2 separate regions of the Homo sapiens genome follow, and region 2 is linked to region 1. Evidence: chromatin loops called from intact Hi-C (ENCODE). Cell type or tissue: ascending aorta. All regions are shown on one strand.

Region 1 (2,500 bases):
TCCAGTCACTGGGCTGGCAGGAGCCTGGCCCAGGAACACAAACAGGAAGGGGGAAATCCTGCCCGCCTCGGGATAAGGCTGCGCAGCCAGGCTACCGGCCTCGGACCCGCGCCAGTCGGGAGAGAGAGGAAGGCCCCCAGTATCCCAGTCCCCCGCCAAGAGCACCGCCTCCCAGGCCCGAGCTCCTGAGGAAGCCCCGCCTCGGCCGCAGAGCGCAGGGGAGGCCGCCTTTGCCCGCCCGGCCTCCGGTTCTCCCAGACAGGCTCTGCAAGTGGCCCCATCACCTGAATCATGACACTGTTTGTTGACGGTCACCAAAGCCCCACTTCACAGAGGAGAATGTGGAGGTGACTCGCCTGAGCCAGGCCCAGCTGGTCAGGCCGTTGGCACCTGGTTCCTTCCCCAATGCCCTTCCCCCACTCCCCGGGCCCCCCAGCGCCCTGGCCTCAACACTACCATTAACATTCCTGCGGGTGAAAACTTGAACCTTGTGGAGGGACCCCGGGACCCAGGTCAGTCCCTTGCATGCCAGGGCAGGTGGGGGTGGTACCACAGTGAAAGCCGCAGAGGACACCCACCCTGGCCCAGAAAAGCTGCCTCCCCGAGAACTGGACTATCCTGGCGCAGGGCCTGAGCAGGCGGGGCCTCAGGCAGTGTGTCTGGGGGACGAGCAGATCCTGGCCGGGAGGCGGGGAGGGGCCGAGCGGGAGGGGAGAAGGAACACAGGCGGGGAGTGTGGCAGAGGCTCACCAACACCCCTGCTCCACAGCTGGGTCCAGATTGAGGACTCCCACCAGCCACCAGCTAAATGAGAGTTCTTGGAGGGTCCAGAACAGGTCCGTGGGGGGAGGAGGTGGATTTTGCTTAAACAAAATCCAAGTTTGCCTCTAAACTGGCAGCCCCAGGGCCCCATCTCTGGCCTCCAGGTGGGAGGGCATGGTTGGGTGCATTTGCAAGTCCCCAGGGCCCTGGGGGCTGGCAGGGAGGAGACTGGCTCTCCAGTGGCCGGAAAAGTCCATCCTGGGTGGGAGGAACGAATGGCCCACTCCAGGTTTGCAGGTGTGTGTGCACACGTGTGTGCTCACAGGATGTACGTGCTCAGGTGCTAGGGCGTGTGTGCACTTGTGTGTCTGGCCTGGGCTCCTCCCTCTGAACACCCATGGACAGCCCAGAGTGAGGCCATGGAGGCGGGAGCCCTGTGGGAGTCACTGCCCTCGGGCTGGAAACCTGGTGCCCACCCAGACACAGGCACACACAGCCGGCCGCACTTGGGCCTCACCCAGTCGTGGAACTTCATGAAGAAGGTGCCAAGCGGGCTGACTGTCATGAGACCTTCAGACTTCCCTGAGCAACATCCCCCGCCCCTCCCCGATGCTTCTTGAGATAACTCTCTCGGGATGAGCTCAGGCTCTTGCTCCTGCCTCTGTGTCTGCCTCCAAGGCTGCAGGAGGGCTGGGGAAGCCAGACTCAGTCCCCTAGACCTGGGAGCTGGGCTCCTTGCCCATCCAGCAGCCATTCCCCACTGCAGCCCAGCTGCACCCGTGAGGCTATTCACATCACCCTCTCCCGAAACAACCTTTCGTAGCTCCCTGGTGCCATCCATCGGTCAGACTGGCCTGGCAGCCTCTCCGTGCCTGCTCTAGCCCTAGCCGACATCCCCAGCCTCTCCAGCCCTCACTGTGCCTGCCTGGGCCACAGGCGCTCTCTCTCTGGGCTTTCCCAGGCTGTCTTCTCTGCTGGGCAAATTCACAGACTGAGCTTGGCCACCCTGCCATGGCTTCTGGACACTGCCGGCTCCCTGGTCCCCAGAACACTTTGCTCACCAAGCACTCAGAGCCTGGCACACAGTAGGTGCATAATAAATGCTAGTGCAGGCAGTGCATGGGAAAAAGGAAGGAGCTTGTCAGATCTCCTGGAAAAGCCTGGTAAGCCTGAGGGTGGGAGCCAGTTGATGGGGATGGGAGGGCAGCAGGTGGGCCCAGTTCATCTCCTTCTGCTCCTGGAGAAACTGAGGCACAGGGTAGCACATGTGCCACCTCTCCAAGGGATTTGGCAGCCAAAAGGAACAGCCCCATGCTCCCATCCATCCCAGGCGGGCTAGCCTGAGCCAGTTTCCCTGGGCTGAAAGGCCGGCCCCACAGACGTCCAGGGCAGTGTGACCCTGTGATGGAGCTACCCATCGCCCCAGGCCCCCACAGCCCACCTCGGGCACCCCCAGGAGAGTAAACCTGGCCTTTGGAAGCAACCACCCTCCACAGCCACCCAGGGCCCCTGTGCACCAAGCAAGCACACGGTCATCTGAGGACCCTTCTCCAGGCCCCACGCCCACCTTGGGGACTTGCAGACCTGCGGCTGCCCTGAATGTGGGTGCTCTTGGCATTCACCTCCCCCCACACCCAGGCTCCTTGGAAACAAGAGCCACTGTCCCCTACCTGCCCAGGGCCCACAGCTTGGTGTCCTGCCACACACCTTGTATGGCCTGGGCTCCGCCGGCACCCCA
Region 2 (2,500 bases), 330 kb after region 1:
GCGCAGCGCCAGCCCGCGGGACTCACCGTCCAGGGACACGAACTGGCCCACGGCCGAGGAGCCGCCGCCGCTGCTCTCCACGAACTGCACCTCGGACACGATGATGTTGTCCTCCAGCACTGAGCCGCAGGCGGTGCACACCGCGTCCCCGCGCGCCGCGTCCAGCTCGATGTCCGTGCCGCCGCAACCGCGGCACACGCGGCCCGTCATGCCGGCGACCGCGCGGGCAGCGCCCGGAGCCTCCCAAGACTCTCAAGCCACCCGAGCCTCCGGAGCAGCCCGCGCCGCCCGCCCAGGCCCAGCCGCCCAGGCCTCGCCGCTCTCGCGAGGCCCCGCTCCAGCCGATTCGCAGCCGCAGATTCGCCGCGCGCGCCCGGGCCGCGCCGCCCGCAACGGCCGCGCCCGCGGGATGGGACAGGCACCGGGACCACGGCGGGGACGCGAGGACTGGAGCCGCGACCTCCCCACTGCGAGCGAGCTGGCCTCCCTTGCGGCGCGCCGGCGTCGGAGGGGCGACCTGCGGGGGCTGGGCTTCGGCGGAACCCGAGCGGGGCCTACCGGTGAGCGCAGCCGAGGACTGGCGCTTGGGGGCGGGGCCACGGCGGTGAGCGCAGCCCGGGACTGGAGTTTGGGGCGGGGCCTCGTCGGTGGGCGACACCGGGGACTAGAGCTAAGGGTGGGGCCTCGCGGTGAGTGCAGCCGGGGACGGGACCCAAGGCTGGCGACGGGACCCAAGGCTGGCGACGCGACCTAAGGCAGTGGGCGGGCCCTTGGCGATGAACGCAGTCGGGGACTAAAGCTGGACGCGGGGCAGAGGAGGGTCCTCCTCGGATAGTGAGCGCGGTCTCCAGCGGCGAGCGAGGCCTGGGGTGAGGACTCAGCCGGATGCGGGGCTGAGGGTGGGGGGCGGGGCCTCCCGTGGAGAGACGGCCTGCGAAGGGAACTGGAGCTGTGGGCGGGGGAAGGGGGCGGAGCCTGGGTCTGGACCCGAACTGTGGGCGGGGCTTGAGGCGAGGGGGCCGAGCGTGGTGGGCGGGGCCTTGGCTCCTGAGGGCGACCTGGGACCCAACCCCGGGCTCTGGGAGTGGTGGGCGGGGCCAGGGCAGCTGCGCTGGGGGGCCTGGCCGCAGAGGTGGAGACACCCGCCAGGGGCCACCCTGCCCCGCCCTCCGCATTTGCGGCGTCCGCCGCTCCGCTCGCCCAGGTTCCAGAGCCTCCCCGTGCGCCCCGCTATTCTCCGTTTTCTGTTCCCCTAAAATTCCCACTTTCTAGCAGTCATTCGTGGCCACCTGTGGTTACCCGTGAGTCACCTCGCTGTGCCCCCTGCCCAGAGCGGGAACCCTGGCTGCGCACGCCCTCAAATATCTGCAGGTGCTGTTCACAATCGCCATAGGGCCGGTGACATACCCAGGAATGAGCCTAAAAAGAAATGCGTAACCAGGCGTAGTGGCTCACGCTTGTAATCCCAGCACTTTGGGAGGCCAAGGCAGGCGGATCACGTAAGGTGAGGAGTTCGAGACCAGCCTGGCCAACATGGCGAAACCCCGTCTCCACTAAAAATACAAAAAAATTAGCCAGGCTTGGTGGTGGGCGCCTGTAATCCCAGCTACTCGCGAGTCTGAGACAGGAGAACCACTTGAACCTGAGAGGTGGAGGTTGCAGTGAGCTGAGATCCCGCCATTGCACTCCAGCCTGGGTGACGGGTGACAAGAGTGAAACTCTGTCTCAAAAAAAAAAAAGAGAAAAAAGGAAATGCGGAAGACCCCACCCTCTTTTTTTTCTTTCTTTTTTTTTTTTTTTTGAGACGGAGTCTCTGCTCTGTTGCCCAGGCTGGAGTGCAGTGGTGAGATATCGGCTCACTGCAACCTCTGCCTCCTGGGTTTAAGCGATTCTCCTCTCTCAGCCTCCCGAGTAGCTGGGATTACAGGTATGCACCACCACACCTGGCTAATTTTGTATTTTTAGTAGAGACGGGGTTTCTCCATGTTGGTCAGGCCAGTCTTGAACTCCCGACCTCAGGTGATCCGCCCACTTCAGCCTCCCAAAGTGCTGGGATTACAGGCATGAGCCACCGTGCATGGCCCTATTTCATTAATTTCTGCTCTCATTTTTGTTAGATCCTTCTTTCCACTTAATTTGGTTCAATGTGTTCCCTTTTTCTAGTTTCTTCATTTTTTAAAAATTGAGATAGTGTCTCATTCTGTCACCCAAGGTGGAGTGCAGTAGCATAATCAAGCCTCACTGCAGACTCTACCTCCTGGGCTCAGGTGATCCTCCCACCTCAGCCTCCCGAGTAGCTGGAACTACAGGCATGTGCCACCACACCCAGATAATATTTTTTGTAGAGATGGGTTTTTGCCTCATTTGCCCAGGCTGGTCTGGAACTCCTGGGCTCAAGTGAGCCACCCGCCTTGTCTTCCCAAAGTGCTGGGATTACAGGCATGAGCCACTGCTCCCCGCCCTGTCCTCCCAAAGTGCTGGGATTACAGGCATGAGCCAC

What was found. Hi-C counts contacts between places; a loop is a spot of excess contacts. Peaks named below come from ENCODE experiments on the same cell type or tissue, not always from the same donor. Only the 100,000 strongest peaks of a DNase experiment are listed, where the experiment ranks them.
Region 2: a loop joins it to region 1, with 3 times the contacts of the local background. A loop is called at or near these places in 8 of 110 quality-filtered maps.

What each region holds. Positions count from the first base shown.
Region 1 is chr14:104,967,715-104,970,214 of GRCh38, forward strand. The region is part of intron 1 of AHNAK2 (AHNAK nucleoprotein 2); the gene reads right to left. Among named protein-coding and RNA genes, the nearest start is that of AHNAK2, 9.4 kb to the right of the region's middle. RefSeq lists enhancers at 1-385, 1,121-1,854. In ascending aorta, a CTCF peak has its summit at 1,553; DNase peaks (open chromatin) are centred at 667 and 1,357; H3K4me3 peaks cover 1,234 bases; H3K27ac peaks cover 2,500 bases.
Region 2 is chr14:105,300,420-105,302,919 of GRCh38, forward strand. BRF1 (BRF1 general transcription factor IIIB subunit) reads right to left here and starts at 582. Exons shown (of 18, transcript NM_001519.4): 1 at 27-582. The coding sequence starts at 210. It also overlaps the pseudogene LOC124903409 and a transcript of PACS2 not described here. RefSeq lists silencers at 254-663, 894-1,263. In ascending aorta, no CTCF peak of the experiment used is centred here; DNase peaks (open chromatin) are centred at 61, 622 and 972; H3K4me3 peaks cover 1,628 bases; H3K27ac peaks cover 1,587 bases.